Regions from separate parts of the Mus musculus genome. Here regions 2, 3 and 4 are each linked to region 1. The links are chromatin loops, found by intact Hi-C in ENCODE. Cell type or tissue: left cerebral cortex. All regions are shown on one strand.

Region 1 (5,000 bases):
GAATGCCAGTGCCAAGAAGCGGGAGTGGGTGGGTAGGGGAGCAGGGTGGAGGGAGGGTATAGGGAACTTTCGGTATAGCATTTGAAATGTATATAAAGAAAATATCTAATAATAAATAAATATAAAAAAGAAAATATCTAATAAATAAATGAATAGGGAAAAAAACCAGATGTTCCTTATGGGAAATCAGTAAATGACTTCTAAATTTGAAAAAATTAAAAAGTACTTAAAAGGATATTGTTTAACAAATATATAGTTGAACCCTCCTGGGGGCAGGGGGTGTGGTAAGTATTAAAGCTAGTGCCTGTGAGTAGGACTATGTGGCCCGGAGGCTTTGAGATCCTTCAGAAATCATGAGACCTTTAAAACATTCCAATTCACTATGTTGACAGGTATACAAATTTATTTAGTGTATGTATACAAATGTGTGTGTGTGTATGTGTGTACCATTCTGTGTGTGAGTTCCTGTAGAAGTCAGAGATCAGTCTCTGTGTGGTTCCTCACGAGCGATCCATCTTATTGTCTGAGACAAGGTCTCTCACTAAGACCTGGGGCTTGATGGTTAGGGGATGCTGGTGGCTAGCAAGCCCCAGGGATCTGCCTGAGTCCATGTCCCTAGAACTGTGATTGCAGGCACACACCATCATACCCAGCTTTTAATGTGGGTGCTGGGAACTGAACTCTCTTTCCCATGCTTACACTTTATCAACTAGACCGTCTTGCCAGCATGGAGAATTACATTTAAAAGAGGCTCAGTTGTGTTCTATCAGCCACACATTGGTGCCTGGAATCACTAAGTTAAGCCTAAACTAACAGTCTAATTAACAAATGCAGAGTTCACTTTGTTGAACAGGCTCCTCGAACCTCTTTGTATAGGATCACAGGAAGCTAGAGCTAGAACCTGGTTAAAGGGGCTAGACCCCATACAGGACTGTTGCCATGAGGGAAGGAAGAGCTCGGCACAAAACTGGGCTTATTTCCAAACACAGACCAGACAAGTGATGGTTTGCAGCCAAACTGCAGAGCGGCAATTGGTAGATGGAAAATTACTAAGAGGAAACATCAGAGTGAGAGAAAAGAGATGGTTCTGATGGGGCTGACGGGTCAGGGATCTCGCTGAAGGCTGGCCACGGTGACTGCCATTGCCTGGGGATGGAGGAAGATGAGGAGACTGATCAGATATCAAGGTTAAATAGATACTTGAGAGGGGTGGCAGCAGAGAGGGTTCTTGCCAACCTGAACCAGCAGGACCTTGCTAAAGCTGGATTTTGTAAAGAAGTATGCACAAATGAGCCTTGAAGAAGGTCCAAGAGCTTGCTGGGGCAAACAGGAACCTCTCTGTCAGGAGCCTTGGAAAAAATGCACATATCTGAGTCCTACCCTTGACTAATATTCATCAGGCCTGCTGGGGTCTGAGAACTGTCCTCCACTTTTCTGGACCAGGTGTGATATGGTGTGTGTGTGGGGGGTGGGGGTATTGTGGTGTGTGGGGGAAGGGTGTATGTATGTGTGTAGTGTGTATGTGTGAGTGTGTGTAGTGTGTGCATTGTGTGGTATAGGTATGTGTGGTGTGTGTGTGTGTGTGTTGTGTAGGGGGGTGTATGTGTAGTGTATGAGTGTGTGTGTGTAGCATGTGTGTGTGTGTAGTATGTATGTGTGCAATGTTGTGAGTGTGTGTGTATAGTGTGTGTATAAGTGTGTGTGTGCATGTGTGTGTAGTGTATGTAAGTGTATGTGAGCATGTGTGTGCATTGTGTGTGCTTGATATAGGTGTGTGTGTAGTGTGTATGTGGTATAGGGTGTATGTGTTTGTGTAGTGTGTGTGAGTGTATGTGGAGTGTGTATTTGTAGTGTGTGTATGTGTGTAAGTGTGTGAGTGTGTGTATAAGTGTGTATGTAGTGTATGAAAGTGTGTGTGAGCATGTGTGTGCATTGTGTGTGTGGTATAGGTGTGTGTGTAGTGTGTATGTGTGTGTGGTATGTGTTTGTGTAGTGTGTGTGAGTGCATGTGAAGTGTGTATATGTAGTGTATGTGTGTGTGTGTGTGTGTGTGTGTGTGTGTAGGAGGGCGTCAGGGATACTAGTTTCCTGTATATGGCTCTTTCTAGGTATGTGTCAGTGCTTATGAGTCTTTCTCCTCCCTTCTCCTTCATCCTCTTTTGTCCTGACTTAACCCAGAGGTCCCTCTGGATAATAGAAATATTGCCAGAAATTAAGTCTTAGTGTCTGCCTGCCTTTAAATTGCTGCAGTCATTTTCTTCTTCCAACCCTTGGGCGCCCTCTCCTGCCAGAAGTCTGTTAAAACCTTTGGGATTCAAAACCAACCTACAAAAACCAATCGTTTTCAATATGCTAATAATGAATTTGCTAAGAAAAAAAAATCAGGAAAAAAAACAAAATACTATTCACAATAGTTCCATATTATAACACACCTAAGAACAACCCTATCCAATAAGGTGAGGACTTTCAAACACTGAAGGACTTGAAGGAAATCCTAGAAATGTCCTGGCAGAATCAATATTGTGAAATAGCTCTTTCCAAAAGAAATCTATAGATTTGATGCGATCCGATCAAGATCCTGATGACATTCTTTCACAGAACTAGTAAAAAAAAAAATCCTAAAATTCAAATTCATTCAGCACCACAAAAGACTCCAAGATAGGCAAAGCCAACCCAGGCAGAAAGAGCAGTGCAGGAGAGAGACATCATAACACCTAATCAATCTCAATCACACCAGAGGCAAAGGACAAACCAGAACAAAAGTAGAGACAGACGAATCAGTGGACTAGCAGTGAAGACGCACATATACACGCAGCCAAAAGCATACGTGGTGGAGGTCAGGCTCGTCAACAACCGTGCAGGATAGCACACACAGAAGAACAAAATTAAATAGATTTCTTCTTCACCCTGCAAAAAAAAAAACTTAATAATAGTTTCAAGGCTTTAATTTAAGACCCAAAGCTCCGAAACTGTTCATGAAAAATCATAAACAAAACACTTGGTGATATGGGCATAGGCACGAACTTTCTAAAAATAACTGTAATTGCTCAAGATATAATTCCAGGATTGACACGTGACATTGCATGAAATTCTAAAGCTTCCACATAGCAAAGGAAATAATCAGGAGAATGAAGAGAAAGTTGACATAACGGGAGAGAATCTTTATCAACTACACACTGGACAAGGAGTTAATATCTAGGCTGTATAAAGAACTACAAAATTTAAACACCAAAAAAGAAAAAGGCATCTACTCAACACTTTAAAAAGTCTTCAATATCCTTACCCATGAGGGAAATATTAAAACTGCTTTAAGAGTTCATCTCACTCTATCAAAAAGAAAACATTGACACCAAATGCCAGGGAGGAAGGCAGAGTGTAAACTAGGGTAATCACTATCCTGGTCTGAGTGTTTACCCAAGGACTCCAAGTCACATACCATAGTCATTGCCATTCACAATATCCCGAGTCAGCATAGATCCATGATGAATGGGTAAAGACACAATGGAATTTTATTCATCCATAAGGAAAACGGAATTATGACATCTGCAGAAAAATGGATGGAAGAGTATAATGAAAATTCTGGAATTCGGGGTTCTTTGAAAAAACACAGAAATAGTATAGGATTGTGCTTTCTTTTTTTTTTTTAAATAATCCTCTGTTCTTTTTTTTTTAATTAATTTATTTATTTATTATATGTAAGTACACTGTAGCTGTCTTCAGACAGCACCAGAAGAGGGCATCAGGATCTCCGGTGGTTGTAAGCCACCATGTGGTTGCTGGGATTTGAACTTCAGACCTTTGGAAGAGCAGTCGGGTGCTCTTACCCACTGAGCCATCTCACTAGCCCAGGATTGTGCTTTCATTTTAATCCCAGGTTTGGGGCTGCTTCAGACTGTCCATAGCAGCTGACCATGGTTTACCTCATGCTCTAGCAGAAGCGTGGTTTTACCAGGTGCAGATAATTTCTGAGAGTGTGTGACAGTTAGAATTCTGGGAACTTTTCAGAGGGTATGTAAATGCTAGAGCCCTTAGAGGTGGGGTTGGTGGTTGGTGGTCATTCAGGGAGGTTGTTGCAATTTGTTAGTAGGCATGCTCAAAAAAGAAACAGACAGATAGAAACTGGATTCGAGGATCTCCATCTTTCTCTCTCCCTTGTATACTTTTTTCTCTCTTGTAAGTGTTAGGGGATGAAACCAGGGGAATAAAAGGTGGGAAAGGGAAGAACCCAAGAGGTAGCAAAGACCAGGCTACAGAAGAGCATTATGTTAAATAAAATAAGCTGTCAGAGAGACAACAGGTTTTAAAAACCTTGTATGTGGAATAGAGAATTAAAGAGAGAAGGAGAGAAGGGTAAAGAGAGAACTGTGTGCATGTGTGTACTGTGTGTGTGTATACACGTGTATGAACATGTGCATGTGTATGAACATGTACATGTGTGTGAACATGTGTCGTGTGTGTGTGTGCACATGAGCACGTGTGTGTATGTGTGTGCATATACATGTGAGTGTGCGTGTGCATGTGTGTACACTTGTGTATGTGTATGAACATGTGTATTTGTGTGTAGTGTGTGGATGTGTGTGTAATGTGTAATGTGTATATACATGTGTGCATGTGAGTGTGTGTGTATGTGTGTGTGTAAGTGTGAGAGATATGTAAGTAGAAAAGGAACTATGAGAGGAGTCAGGGAAGGAGAGATGAATGGAAAGCTAAAGGAATATGTGTCATGAAAGCAGAAGACGGCATTTGGGGGAATAAGGGACAGTAAGAGAGGAGATGCAGAGGAGGGAAGTGGAATAAGAAAAAAGTATAATGACATATATAAAAATGATCCAGTGAGACCCATTTCTTTGTACACTAACCCCCGCCCTCACCCCCCCCCCAAAAAAAAACTTAAATCCTTCAGCATCCTACCCAGAGACGGCAGCCAGTTCCCTCCCTGTTAGGTTACTTCTCAGAGCTGCGGCCAAGCTCTCAAACTCTGTGAACCATCCTGTCAGACA
Region 2 (5,000 bases), 110 kb before region 1:
TTGGGTGTTCCTCCCCAGGAGTTTCTGGGATCCTGATGGCTGATGAGCCACTGGTTTGCAGCCTATGAGCTGGACACAGTTTATGCCAGGTGTGCAGATGTCACCCGTGCCTGTGACACCACAAGAAGGGTAGAGCTGTGATGGATGACAGTGAACTCTGGGAATTTCATGTACTCCTCAAAAAGACAATGTAAAAACTGGTATTGGAGAAGACCTTGCCTGCATGATCCTGTGCGTGCTCTGAGCAGACCCAGGTCCATTCTGCTGCTGTTGGGTAATAAGAAATTACTTCATCAAGGAAATGTGAGTACTGGCAGGGTAGACTGCAGTAAGCACATGTCTGTAGTAGTCTTCAGAGCCTTTCAGGAGCTGATGTGGACCAGGACTCTGCGTACAACATCAGTGCAGAAAAACTATTCACGGAGAGTTCCTCTCAGTACGTACAGCCGAGAAACAGGGACTCATCTAGTTAAGTTTCCATCTTTCACTAAAGAAAAAGGTAAAAATCCAGAGGTGTATAGTGATCTGCCTTTGGGCTGCACAGTGTCAGAGTGCCAAACCATGATAGGAGCTTCTAGTGTGTTCCCTATCCAGACTCTGGAATCCAAAGATACAGATACAGAGTATCTGGTACAGGCCAGAATTTAGGAAATTGTGGTACCAGGTCAGGGAAACCTCCGGCTTTCACCCTCTGGACCAGTATAGTCAGATGGTATGTGGCTCTGTGGATGTGTGCGCCCCTGCTTGGAGGCAGGGGTGCATATTTTTATTAAAGATGACACAACTGATAACTTCCCTCCTAGTACCCCCAGGCCTTCAGTGCCATGCTTCCAACAATCTGGGAGAAGAGGGCAAAGAAGTCTGAGGGTGGCTGACAGTAGAGTTCTGGTGTAGGGCACATGCTTAGTATGGGAGACTCTGGATAGACTCAGCCCACAGCAGCAGAGATAAAAGAACAAGTCTTGGAGTACCCTGATTCACCTGGGGTTAGTGAGAGCTGGTGAGGCACACTCTTACTGAGAAACCACAATCAGGAGTACTGAAAGTATACCAGTGTCTCCTGTGGGTAGAACTGAGAGCCATTATCTGCACATTTAGAACCACAGAGATTGCACTCAGAGATTCTTTGTCCCCACCCTCACCCTTATGATGTGTCTAGGCCAGCGAAGAGGCACCATCTCATCCCTGCATTGTGTGCATAGGGTGGAGAGAAGGGGTTGGGATTGAGTGCCTTCAGGTAATGACACAAGGATTCCAGGTCTCTAGCAGGGCAACACTGACTCCCCAAATAGTTCAAATAGCAGAGAGGAGACGATGTGGAGCAAGGGGGTACGGGTAAGAGAGAAGCTCCAGGAGGTGTGGGGTTACGGTATCTCTACACATGATGGCAGTGAGGAGGACACTGCAGACATGCCTTATCTTCCCAAGAGTTCCATCCCGGTGTAGTATGGAGCCAGACCAAATGGAGCTGGGAAGGACAGGATAGTGAGCCCTAGGGGTCACCAGGAAGAGGTCTTTTACCTGCTGGGCTCATGGCCCAAGAATCTCTCAGCAGCATCTCATCAGTAGCCAGGCTGGCTGCCAACATGAACCAGAACACCTATCCTGGAAGTACAGAAAGGACTCATACATGCCAGGGCTGTAGTTGTCCTGCATGTCCTCTGGGAAGAAGTGTTCCCTTTGTCTCTTCCCTTGCTACAAGCTTAAAAGACCCCCCAAGAGGCTAGGAAGACCAAACAGAAACTACAACAGCAAGTCTATGGGGTTATTTCTAGAAAGGATGGTTACTTGAAACAGGGTGGCTTCAGAGTGCCATATGTATTGTAGGAGAGGGGAACTGAAGAAGAAGAAGCACATCGACTTAGGTAAAATGTCCCAGAGAGGCTCTGCTGATTGAGTACTAGACTCAGATCCCATTAGTCTACTGCTGCCAGGACAATGGCAAGAAGCAAGGCAATCTGGCTTTCTGTTGCCACCCTGTTCCCTTCCTCCTGAACTTCGGTCAGGACTCCATATCGTGGGTTTCAGCTGGGGTGCCACCCTCTATGCAGGCTCAGAGCAGTGCAAAGAATGCTTCGTACCCATCTTAAACCTAGCCCCTATCTGAAGCCCTCCCAGCCAATCTCCAGGGGCTGAGGCTAGTTGTACCTCCTGTGTGCACCAGGCTTAGTAATGGGTCCTGCATATTGAGAACGCTTGTCCTTCAGGCTCATTACCTAGCACTTTGCCTGTTTACCTGTCTACTTACATAGATGCAGTCTTTCTAGATTGCAAGCACTTAAGGGTCAGACTTGTGTCACAGAAATATCTGTATTCAGTACTGGGTATATAGGAGGTATTCATTCAATAAATGCTCACCAAATGAAAGAATGTCACCTCTATGATTCAGAGATGATTGCATGTGAACATAGTCATTTTCCTTGCCACAAGTCTTTGGTATAGAATCCTCACAATGATCTCACTTTGTTGAGGAGTGAAGGGCATGAACTGGGTACACAGGCCAACATGGAGGATGCCTCTTGAAGGCCTCCATGGAGGTGAAATTTGTCCTAAGTCTCAGAGGACTCTGTGGGGATTGCTCCTACGCTCTAAAATCTGATGGCAGTTGTCATAGGAAATAGTGTGAGGCAGAGTGCCTTGGAAGCAAACCAAATAATATTAGTGCTCAGGGTGTCTCTGAATTTTTCTCTTCTACTGAAAGATCTGGGTTGCTGAAGTCAGGGGAGAAGAGGCCAGTGAGGCTGGAGCAGAAAGCAGCATGACCCAGCTGGGGGTGTAGGCAGCTCCTTCCCTACCCACCTGTGACCACCCTACCTAGCCTGGGCCCCCTTCCCAGGAGGTCTCCATGACACCATGGATTGTAGGAGTCCCTGAAGGTGTAGGGTCCAGATCTGGGGCGCTGAGTGTTCCACACAGATGATGAAGCCAAGTTGTTAGGACTCTATGTATGGGAGGAGCGGTGGGCGGGAAAGATGTTTTCTATGGCTTCGTCTCAGCTAAGAATACTATGTTTTTAAAGCTATTTAGGAGCAATGGAAAGGAAGGAACATTGAGCACAGATCAGCTAATGAGACCTGGGAGCCTCCTACTGAGCAGGCAGCCATTCTCCACAGCTCCTGCAGGGGGAGTGATGTGCACAGCTGAGGTCTCCTTGCCCAGGCTCTTCATTAGCCCCTCACGTGGAACAAGCTCCTGTCCTGTTGTTCTGTGGAGGGGAAAAACCAAAGGGGAGGCATGCAAACCAACTTTGTCTTTTGTGCACCTTTAGACATGCACACCTTTTACCCTGGGCCCTGCTTTCTTCAAGACTGCCTGCCCCTAGGGTGTTACCCAATAGGAGACTGTCCCTGGAGACTACCAAGATTGACATGTTATTATTGAAAAGCTCAAGTACAAAACTTCCTCTTCCTTTTCCTTTTCTTGCTGCCTGGTAGGTGGGGTCCAGGCATTCCCCCACACCAAGGATCCTGAGATATTTGGAATTCAGAATCTGCAAAGGGCCTGACACCCTATCAGTCCTCCTCAGGGCACCTGCCCCACCCAGCCCAAGAGGTTAATATGGAGCAGAGAGAGGATTTGAACCCCAGTTCCAAACCTGTGCTCTTCACAGAGCTGAAGAAACACAGGATTTTGTGCACATGTGTGTAGGCATGTGTGAGTGTGTACATATGTAAAGACCAGAGAACAGCCTCAGCTGTCATTCTTCAGGGGCCTCGTTTTGTTTCTTGCTTTGTTTTGTTTATTGAGACCTAGAGCTCCCTGAGTGGAATAGGCTAGCCCAGCAGTGAACCCAACCAGTCCACCTCCCCAGGGCTGGGGTTACAAGTGAGTGCTACTCTCTTCAGCTTTTCCCAGAGATCGAACACAGGTCCTCATGCCTCCATGATAAGCACTTTACTGGCTGCATTCTCTCCACAGACTTCTAAAAGGCCTCAAGATTTTATAGACATTGTTTTTTATTTAAGGTGGGATCAGACAGACAGCCACTGTCTAAAAGGAATAACCACTAGACACATGCACCCATCTCTCTGTCAGGTTCAAGAGGTAGGGTGTTGGCAGAACTGCTCTTTCCTGTCACTCTTGGACACTCAGCAACCATGCTCCCTGCTGGCCTGGCTTCCCCATCTTGAGGCCCTCCTGTTTTAGTTTTCTCTGGGGAAGCATCTCTGTGCAGTTTTCACTTGTTTGACGCCTTTGCCAGCTTCAAATCTCAGCCTAAATCCAACCTGCTTACAAGGCCTCCATTGGCTTTATTAGAAGACACCCTTGTTTGTCCCCATTACACACCAAGTGTCTGGTCACTTAGTCATCCGCATGGGAGTTTGCTAGCTGGCTCATTGCCTGCTTCTTTTGCCTGGCTATCCCAGAAGGAGGGCCACGGTCCAGTTTGTCTATCATCACATATCCAGCTCCTGGAGCAGCACAGGAGCATTCCCAGGTGCAGCCCCAGAGCTCTGATGCAAATGAGGATATGCTTCAATTCAGATGCTCACAAAAGTCTACCCAGCTCCATGCTCATGCTGTGGGGATGGCAGGGGAAACACACTGCTCCTTTGCAGACACTGTGGCAGGTAGGAGTAAGAACAGGAGGCAGAACTGTGATGGTAAGAAGGAGCCAGGCTGAATAAACACAGGAAGTTCCTGGGTTCATCTGGGATGCCCAAAAGCTAGATGCAGCGTGTAAATGTGTGTCTTGTGCACCGTTACTAGTGCACACAGATTTCTGTTGGGTTTCCACCTTCCATCTACACCCCTGTTTCACCTCCCAAGCAGACACAGAGCAGTCACTCAGTGGATTTGCTCTAGCAATTTTAGAATGCAAGTGGGAGAATGTTCTTATTTTTGCCACTTCTCAGGTTCTACTCCCAGGCTTTCCTTCTGGCCGTTACATCACGATCTGGGTGTTTCTGATTCTTTTGCAACCTGTTCTGTCTTCTTCGAGAAACACTCTGATCAGACCTTGTCTTTCTCCCCTCCTCCGCATGAAGCTTCTCAGGCAG
Region 3 (5,000 bases), 68 kb before region 1:
TTATTTTGGCTGTCATACCTTATAATTCATGATAATATTTTCCTATGTACACAGTAATTTCCATGGTATAGTAATGCTGTGAGACCCATTACATAAACTCATTCTGTAGTTAAAAATGACCTTGAACTCCTGTTCCTCCAGCTTCTACCTTCTAAATGTTCTGGGCTTGCCAGGTATGCACACTGTGCCCAGCCCCAAACCCACAACCTATCTCCCTACCCTTCTCTGGCCTTTCACATACTAGGCAGAGTATGAGCGCTACCACTGAGCTATGTCACCAGCAATAGCCACAACTTAAATGGAGTGTCTGTTCTGCTTTGTGGGTCTGTTCTGGTCCTACTCCTTCCACTCCACCCTACCCACCCTGGGTTGTCACCTGCACAGCAGTGGTAGAACCTCCAGGATTAGGGGCACAGCGGTCGGCATGTCCGTGACAGAAGCAACTCCCCTGTAGACGTAGCTGTGACACTGCAAAGTAGGCGCTGGGTGGATAGGAGCCCCTCTGGGGCACAGGGGCCAGCTTGGTGAAGTTGACTCTCAAGTTTGTGATGTCCCCAAGTTCTGAGAGTGGCACCAGCAAGAGGAGAGGTAAAAAGACAAGAAGTTAAAGGCCAATGGAATCTCCTTTTCTACCTTCCCATCATACCACAGACACCCCCACCCTCAGCCTTCTCACAGCATCTCCCTGGAGGGTGAGCAAGGCAAGCAGTGTTTCCCAGCCACATCGGGGAAGTAGGAAGGAACTGGGAATTTCGATGACCCAGCTTCCCGCCTGTTTCCTACCCCCACTACCAGTCCCACAGAAAAGAGGAAGACTCAAACAAACCTTGAATCTTTTTACTTTGAGATGCAGGGATAGCTGATGCTAAATCCATAAGGTTAAGTTGGACCTGATCAGAGAGAAGAAAGGTCAGGACTACAGTGGAGACATGTACATGAAGCTCAGAAGCTTCCTTCTCATTCATCCTCATTCCCCTTACACCCTTCTCAAACCTGAGGCAGACCATGGCCCTGAGGCCTGCCACTGTGCTAGTAGAACAGATGGCCACTGGACCCTAAAAGAGCATACACGGTGTGTGTGTGTGTGTGTGTGTGTGTGTGTGTGTGGTGTGCATGTGTGTATGTGTATGTGCATGTGTGTATGTATGTGTGCATGCATGTGTGTGTGTTGGAAAATATAGGTCTACCAAGAATTTCCTGCTATCTCATCTATGACACAGGAGGGCTTGTGCAATGCTTTTTTTTTTTTAGTAGTTTTAAGTTAATGGGTTTTGTTGTTGTTGTTGTTGTTGTTGTTATTGTTGTGTGTGTGTGTGTGTGTGTGTGTGTGTATGAAATGATGGTGTACCATGGCATGTATATGGAGGTCAGAGGACAACTCTGTGGAGTTGATTTTCTCTTTCTAGCTTTACATGGCTTCTGGTGATCACACTCACAACACCAGGCTTGCATGGCAAGCACATGACTCACCGAGCTATCTTGCCAGCCCTACTGTTAGTTTTTTACATTGGTATACACAACAATGGGTTTTGTCTGATATTTTCATGCATAGAAGGTGGTAACTTTCTAGTGTCTGGATAGCGTTGGCCACCCTGGTCACTGACAGTTTTGAGTATGCTTTCATTTACTCTACAAACCGCTCACCACATGTGACTTCTTGGCATATCCCACCAAGTTTTCATTTTAACCCCCTATAAATGAGGAAGAAGCCTTGGTCTCTGCTCAGGGTTAGGAACAAGTGGACACAAACGCTGAGTAAAACTTTAATCAAGTAGCTCAGCAGTTCTCAACCTGTGGTCGCAACCCCTTAGATTGAATGATCTTTTCACAAGGGTCTCCTAAGGCCATTGAAAAACAGAGATATTTACATTAAAATTCATAACAACAGCAAGATTGCATTTATGAGGTAGCAACAAAAATAATTTTGTGGTTGGGGTTATCACACCATGAAGGAATCAATGAAGGTTAAGGACCACCATTAGGTGAGCACAGGAAATCTGAGGCCACAGGGGGGCAGCACTCAGCCTGCGTGTCACCTGAGCTGCTTCCCCTCCAAGCTACAGCCTCCTCTTCCATAGAGAATGGGATATGCTTTGGGAAGGAATTTGACCATATGGAGAAGATTCCCAGAAAAAGTTCCAGGTATTTCTAGAGGCAAGTTGTAATTTTTACTCTAGACGCCTTTGGAGCTATGGGTTATTCTTGAATTTCCCTCCAATCTGGCAGTCTGATAGATTCATTTTTGTGATAACTCTTCTGAAAGTGAAATTACATGTGTTCTTTGCTCAGTCGTGTGTAAGTAGTCACCCCAAAGACCTCACAACAAAGCCCACACAGGGATTCCATGAGCCTTATAGGAAGAAGCCAGGGAAAGTTAGGGCCAAGGATGCCATAGATGTGGCAAGATGTTTCTGGAAGGTCCCAGCAAGATGACCTGACCTGACCTGGCACGTTCTCACTTCTTGACTGAGAGATATGGGCTTCCTCCCTTTGCCTGATGGTTCAAGTTCCCTGTACCTACCTTTCCCCCAGTCAGATGCCCATTAGGCCTCTGGGACAAGGGCCGGCACCGGACGTCCTGCCAGTTCTTGGGCTGGCCCTGGTGGACCTGGGGAAAGGTGCTGGCACAGTCTGTCGCCAGGTACTGGTACACCCTCCATGTCTTGCCAAAGTCAGAAGAGCGCTCAATCAACATGCCAGCTGGTGTGAGACCCTGGAGAGATATGGGGCAGGGGTGTGGAATAGGGTTGAGTGACAGAGGGAAAGAAGGAGCCACAACTACAGAAGCAGGCTCCTGCAGAGAGAAGGGAGAGATGGCCTAGCAAGGACTATGGCAAGTGACAGGGGTCGGTGCCCCACCCCCACCCCAAGCCACCCTACCATCATGTTCAGCCTCTCCGTTGGCCCCAAAGCAACAAGACTGAGTGAGCACAGGCTGAAACCTCTGAACCTATGACCCAAATCACTCCCCTTCCCTGGTTAAGCTCTTCATCTTGGGTGTCTTGTCACAGTAACAGAATGAAGACCAACACACACACCCTTCTTAAATAAACTCTAACCCAAGCTTATATGCAGAGACTCTGTGCTCCTTGCTTAGCCCTCACTGGTGCCCACCTCAGCGAGCCCACCCCCCTCTTCAGCATTTCCACAGGTGTCCTGCTCGAAACACTCCTCCCTTATGGGTTTCTTCTCATCTTTTGTTGGAAGTTTGAATGTCACTTCTGCGTGGAGATTTTTCATACCTATCTAACTTGCATTCTTCTGCCTAGCCCATGCTGTGTTTCCCAGTCTAGCATCTGGCTTCCCTCAGAAACAGCACCATCATTCTGACTATTTACTAGCCAATTTCCTATTTTCTAGGCAGGATTTCCCAGCTTCCACAGAGTTCCTATTTGGGGGTGGGCAAAGGTGCAATCAGCCTGCTCTGTGAACTGCAAAACGCTCATCAGCATCTCCGACTTCAGCCCACTGTATGTCATTGCATACCCACAGATGTGATAACCAAAAAACGTCTCCAGAAATTGCTGGAAGCCCCTCCCAGACTAGTCATAATGCCACCATGTCCAGGTTCATTGTGACTTCATTTTAAATGTCTTTCTATCTCTAACTCTTGATGCCAGTTCTACCATACAGTCAGTGTTTGGTATGTGCGTAAACAAACCCGATATAAGAATGGAAGACAGCTGAGCAACAAAAGCATTTAACAATATCCGAGTTAACACTGCCTTTCAGAACTGTCACCTTGAGAGACTGCACTGCTGGCATTTCTCAAAATACTTTGGCCTTTTGTAGGGCAGGGCTCTCAGAGCCAACTTCCTCAGCCATACAGGAAACTGGGTCCTGTTACATTTCACCCCACACTCTGGAAAGTCTTATAGATTTTCCTGATTGTCTCATCTTATTAATGAGACCTTATCCTTTTGTGCTTGACTATTTCTGTATAAAGAATAAAATTAAATCCTCTCTGAAGAAAGCACATGACCTGTCACAAATGAATGAAAACCATTGTCTCTAAGAGGAGAGCGTAAGACGGGAGGAGGGATTCCAGAGGCCATAGAGTTGATGGGATAGACTGTTCTCCAAGAGCGGTGTGCCACTGTGTGTCCTTCCTGTGGATAGGTAAGCTCCTGGATGCTCGATAAACTTGATCTCATCTTCAAAGTTGTTAAAATACAGTACACCAGCATCTGGGAAGATGATAGCTGTGCTTGGTGTGTAAGTTTGAGGACCAGAGTTCAGATCTCTAGCTCAGTGTTTCCCTGCATCATCAGTGATCCACCTGTGGAGATGATGACTGGAAGGATCCACCCTCGCCTCATGCTCTCTGCCATGATAGTCAACCTCAGCTTAGTCAATAGAGCAGCCACTATAGGCTGAAGTTTCTGACACCCTGAGCCAAAATAAATCCTTTCTCCGCAAATTGGTTTCTCAAAGACTTGTCACAGCAATGAAGCAGGATTAACAGATGTTTACCACATAGGCTTACATTCCTGGTATATTCTACTTATTTTGTGTATTTGGGTATACAGAGGTTGATGCCTTTCTCAATAGTTCTTCACCTTGTTTTTTGAGACAGGCATTACTATTGAATTTGGAGCTCACTGATTCGACTAGAATTGCTGGCTAATTAGCCCCCGGGCATCCATCTGCCCCAGCCCTCCTTCCCTCAGTGCTGAATTATAGGCTACGCCCAGGAGTGAAGTACAACAGATCACTAATGATGGATCCAGTAAGACCAGGAGTAGGGAGAGGGTAAGAAACAAAGAAAGGGAATGTCCAGACGAATAGGGCCCCAAAGGGCATGCCCTCAGTGACTGACTTCTTTCAACCAGGCCCTACCTGAAAGTCTCCATCACTTTGATATAATGCCACAGATTATCAATGGATTGATGCATTGGTTCCATCAGAGGCCTCATGATCCAATTAACTCTTGATGACTAGGTCCACCCATTGGGGACCAAGCCATCAACACATGAGCTATTCCAGGGACATTTCATATC
Region 4 (5,000 bases), 120 kb before region 1:
ATCTCTGAAGGTCACATTTGGACCAAAGCACTGAGAACACTGAGTCCAGGGGTCTGATGACTAAATCAAGTAATTGTTTCTTCCTGAAAAGTCGATTATTTCTTTTGCTTTTCCATTTACCCTCAGTTCTGTTATGTAATGTCCTATATCTCAGGAGCATTGGACAGCAGACACTTTGCTAGGAAGTCTCTGGTGGCCTCAGCACATGGGACCTCCTGAGAGCCATAAGTGAGGAAGGGAAGGAGGGCTGGAGCAGAGCAAATTAGGCTAACCTCTCTCTGTGGGGAGGAGTCTAGACTGTAGACAACTAGAGAGAGGGTTTTATAGCTGTGGGTCTTCCCCCACAGCCACCTGGCAGAGCTAATGTCCCTAGAAGTCTGTCTGGATCCCAGTTACTAGGAATCAGAACTGAATCAAGAGTCCTGTCACCTTCTCAAGCCACTACCAAGGAGATACATGTAATTCTCCAGCCTGTTGCTCTGCCTCTGAACTGAACAGGGCATGACCTAGACTTCCTGGAGCATTAAAGGGCTCAGAACTCAGGATGTCTCTATCTTGAAAAAGATAGTCACCTTAGCCACTGTTCTATTGCTGTTAAGAAACACCATAACCAAGGCAACTATTATAAGGAAAAGCATTTAATCAGGGCTGGCTTACAGTTTCAGAGGTCTGGTCCATTATTATCACAGCAGAAACCATGGTGGCATTTAGGCAGGCACTGGAGCAGTAGATGAGAGCTATATTCCTGATCCATAGGCAGAGAGAAGAGTCTATAGGTCTGGCATGGACTTTTGAAACCTCAGAGTCCATCGACGGTGACACAGTTCCTCCAACAAGGCCATACCTTCTAATCCTTCTCAAGTAGTTTCACTCCCTGATGGCGAAGCATTCAAATATATGGGCCTATGGGGCTATTCTTCTTATTCAAGCCACCACAACAGTCATCCCAGAAGGGGAGACCATCCATCACCCCTACATCAGAGAGCCATATGGCAAGACCTTGCTGTCCAGGAACACCCAGATCTGAGACCTGTAGACATCCTCTTCCTATCCTGTCTGTAGTTCACCAGCTTACTTGATTGGCTAGGTGGATAGATCTTGTAGTTCTTCACATTGATTCCTGCCTAGAAAGTGTCCTCTTCCTCTGTGCGTTTCATATCCCTTATCTCATTGAATTTCTAGGACTCCCTTGTTGAAGTAAGTGTGTGTGTGTGTGTGTGTGTGTGTGTGTGTGTCACAAGCTGGAGTTTTCACAGAGAAAGGAGCCTCCCTTGAGGAAATGCCTCCCTGAGATTCAGCTGTAAGGCCTTTTCTCAATTAGTGATCAAGGGTGGGAGGGTCCATGTGGGTGGTGCCATCCCTGAGCTGGTGTCCTGGGTTCTGTAAGAAAGCAAGCTGAACAAGCCAGGGGAAGCAGGCCAGTAAGCAACATCCCTCCATGGCCTCTGCATCAACTCTTGCCTCCAAGTTCCTGCCCTGTGTGAGTTCCTGTCCTGACTGCCTTGGGTGATGAACAGCAATATGGAAGTGTAAGCTGACTAAATCCTTTCCTCCCCAACTTGCTTATTGGTCATGATGGTTTATGCAGGAATACAAACCCTGACTGACTAAGACAAGAAACATCAAGATACCCACTTATTCACTAAAGGGCTCAAGACATCCCTCAGCAGTTAAGAGCACACATTGCTCTTCCAGAGGATCCAAATTTAGTTCCCAGGTCTCACATCAGACATCTCACAGCTGCCTGTAACTCCAACTCTAGGAGATATGATGCTCTCTTCTGGCCTCTGTGGGCACCTGCACTCCCATGTACATACCCACACACAGACATACATAAACACATATACATACTTTTAAATAATAAAAAGGTCCTTTAAAAGAAACTGAGGGTTTCTTTGCCATAGCAAATCAATCCAGAGTTAGCCCAAAGTCAGCCTTCCTCTGTGATTCTCAACGTCTTCACTGTAGTGGTTTGCATTTGGGGTTCATCTAAAGAAGGTACCTACCCATGGAGGCCAGTGATTGATTCACCAACATTTCCAGAATATGCCTGCTCTGTGCTGGGTGTCGTCAGATGCAGAAAGCTATCCAGAAGCCCCTGTGGTCTTGCTGGGTTCTTTTTACAGATGAAGGATGAGGTGGCTTAGGCTCGGTCACCTGGAATTTACCCTGGCACTAACCACCTTAGATCTCCCCTCCTGTGGGAGGGGAAACTCAAAGAAAGTGGGGAGTGAAGCCTGTGCCTAGCATGCTGCCATGCTCCTAGAAGACTCTTGACACACACTTGCTGCCCTTCCAAACAAAGACAGGGAGCCGCCATCACCACCCAGCTCAGAAATACAGAGACCATGGACGAAGGCAAGGGGCTGGCCACAAACAGTCCAACCAAGAAAATGATATGCCTACTCTGTGCCACTAGAGGGCAGTACAGCTCACTGGGAGGAGGGGTAAGCCAGGATGAGCCCCAAGACAAGCTTTCCTGGAGTAGGGGGCTCCATTGCGCATGTCTTTAGACAAAGACTTCTAATGTGCCCCTGATAACACACTGTTGGGTCAGGCTGAGATCTGCTACTCAGTTTCTTACACACAAGGAAAGCAAGATTGCTGAGATGGGAAATTTGGACTCCTCCCAGGGAATCCAGCTGAGAGCATTGCTCAGGGAACAGACTCTAAGTCCCCTCAGAACCAAACCCAGGTTGAATCCACAACTGTCTACAAGGTCTATGCTAAATCTGGGAGAGTAAGTCTACTCACTGTCAGCCCCCCACTGCCCACCCCCCACCCCAGGGTATCCCCGTTTAGTCTATCCATTCCAAAAGGATCAGAGAAAAACAGGAAAGAAATGAAAGCCTGGTGGCTGGATCAGACTCTGTTAAGTAGTCATGATAAAGTCTGGATGAAGGAAGTTAGCTCCATGGCTATGCACTGCCAGCCACCACCATGGCCCCCACTCAAGAGCACGGGTGTTTCAAGGTCACTCACTGGAGAGTCATTGCTTCTTCCTCTAGTTCCCACCCTTCAGAGCTCAAGCTGTGGATATGGAAATCAGCACTACTAATGGTTTCACAGAGAATGCCTTGATTCCTGACAAGGACCAGGAGCAGGTCCTCACGTAGGAACTAGTCGTGTCAGAGTAGAATTCAGAAGTCCAGAGTGGTGAGCTTTATGCCCCTTCTACACACACACACACACACAGCCCCTTCTACATACATAATCACACACACACACACACACACACACACACACAAACACACACACACACACATACACACACACACTGCCCCTTCTACATACATAATCACACACACACACACACACACACACACAATGCCCCTTCTACATACACAATCACACACACACATACACACACAAACAATGGCCCTTCTACACACAAACATACACACCGTCTACCAAGGCTAGGATCATTGTACTCAGACCACAAAGACAGTAGATCCCTCCAGAGCTGGGCCACATAGCAGATACCAAGCTGAGGATGGAGGGATGCCCTCCACCTTGTAGATGCTCCAGTGTAGGGCCATCAACTTACAGAGTGACATGAATGCTTTATGAATCCTGACAAGAGCAGGAAGGATGAAGTGAGATAAGAAGCCACAGGGAGGAGAAAGGAGAGTCTAGCTGAAGCCGAATCAACAGCCCACCCAACACTCTGCAGACTGTGGAATAACCTGGGAGGGTGGTGAGAACTAGCTGTTTGTGTATTCTTTTGGATACTGTCATTGACAGCCCTCCTCCTCCTTCATGGTGTCAAACACAGAACACTCTAGAAAACTCATTCTTGGTTTCCATTTGCTCCCTCAGGTTCGAGAGTCATGTGGAAATTCTTTCTCCTGGGAAGTGATGGGTATCCAGGCCACAGAGATCCAGTTCCTACCCCTCAAAGCTCTCTGTTGTGCAAGGGGACAACCTGGTGTGTTAGGCCAGTGCCATCTCTGCTTGTACAGAGATGTGGGAGCTCTCAGCAGAGGGGTCTTTCACGTGTCTGTATAGGAAGGACACTTGAGGGGTGAAGACATTAAAGAGCCAGGTCAAATTAAAATATGAGCCTCTCCCCAGCCATTGGAACAGCATGGACCAGGACATTGTGTGAAGAGCCCATTGCAAGTCCCAGTGGAGAGGTCTTATTGTTTAAGACAAATCAATACCAAAGTGGCTTGTCTGTATCGATTTATGTCTGTGTGCCAGCCTGTCTCCCTGTCCTGTCATTGTTCTTTCTCCCTCCCACCACTCTCCTGTCAGCCATTCCATTCTCTTGTTTCTAGCCTCAGATTAGGAATGTCTCTCCACCTCCCCATCCTCCTTGTTACACATTTCTCTCTGCAGCCCTTCCTGCACTCTGACTCTGCAGTAGCATGGCTCCTTCCTGCCCCAGGACCTTTGTCTGTGCTCCCTTCCTGCACTCTGACCCTGCAGTAGCATGGCTCCTTCCTGCCCCAGGACCTTTGTCTGTGCTCCCTTCCTGCACTCTGACCCTGCAGTAACATGGCTCCTTCCTGCCCCAGGACCTTTGCCTGTGCTGCTTTTGTTTGTCTCAGTCTGACTTCTCATGCATCAGATTCTTCGGCTCACTATCATTTCCCCTGTCGTCCTTGGCAGGTCAATGATCACTGATCTGCCTGCCTTCCTCTCCCATCCTCATCACACACATGAGAGGAAAACAAGCTCAGGGAGATGCAGCTGTGGAGGGAGAAGCCGGGTCCGTAGGGCAGCTTCTAGCCCTGCCAGTCACCTGAGAGTCAAACAGCTCAGACCCGCCCTTGCTCTGGATGAAGGGTGTTCCTCGATGTGTGCGGTCCTTCCTTTGGGTCATGCCTCTTCCTCTTTCCCCTGCTGCCTGCTTAGTCCAGGCTCTAACAACTTGACTGATCCACATCCTAGGGCAGTAGAAATCCTGTGAGTATAGGGACCAAGTGTAGTTTCACATCCCTAGCATCAGCTCACAGCATGTAATAAATATTTTACGGGATGTATTTATTTTTATG

Evidence for each region. Peaks named below come from ENCODE experiments on the same cell type or tissue, not always from the same donor. Only the 100,000 strongest peaks of a DNase experiment are listed, where the experiment ranks them.
Region 2: a loop joins it to region 1, with 5 times the contacts of the local background. A loop is called at or near these places in 29 of 42 quality-filtered maps.
Region 3: it touches region 1 in a loop (6-fold over the local background); 29 of 42 quality-filtered maps call a loop at or near these places.
Region 4: a loop joins it to region 1, with 10 times the contacts of the local background. A loop is called at or near these places in 31 of 42 quality-filtered maps.

What each region holds. Positions count from the first base shown.
Region 1 is chr1:193,252,967-193,257,966 of GRCm38, reverse strand. It overlaps a transcript of Hsd11b1 not described here. Among named protein-coding and RNA genes, the nearest start is that of Hsd11b1, 13 kb to the right of the region's middle. In left cerebral cortex, a CTCF peak has its summit at 2,304 (motif pointing left); DNase peaks (open chromatin) are centred at 1,028 and 2,268; H3K27ac peaks cover 358 bases.
Region 2 is chr1:193,362,122-193,367,121 of GRCm38, reverse strand. It overlaps Camk1g (calcium/calmodulin-dependent protein kinase I gamma), which reads left to right. Exons shown (of 13, transcript NM_144817.2): 2 at 4,989-5,000. Among named protein-coding and RNA genes, the nearest start is that of Camk1g, 5.7 kb to the left of the region's middle. In left cerebral cortex, a CTCF peak has its summit at 3,113; DNase peaks (open chromatin) are centred at 3,019 and 4,839; H3K27ac peaks cover 797 bases.
Region 3 is chr1:193,321,450-193,326,449 of GRCm38, reverse strand. Lamb3 (laminin, beta 3) reads right to left here. Exons shown (of 23, transcript NM_008484.2): 6 at 2,522-2,713; 7 at 827-890; 8 at 377-561. Among named protein-coding and RNA genes, the nearest start is that of Gm51741, 19 kb to the left of the region's middle. In left cerebral cortex, a CTCF peak has its summit at 2,000 (motif pointing right); a DNase peak (open chromatin) is centred at 2,022.
Region 4 is chr1:193,374,377-193,379,376 of GRCm38, reverse strand. No RefSeq gene overlaps it. Among named protein-coding and RNA genes, the nearest start is that of Camk1g, 6.6 kb to the right of the region's middle. In left cerebral cortex, a CTCF peak has its summit at 2,419 (motif pointing right); a DNase peak (open chromatin) is centred at 2,438.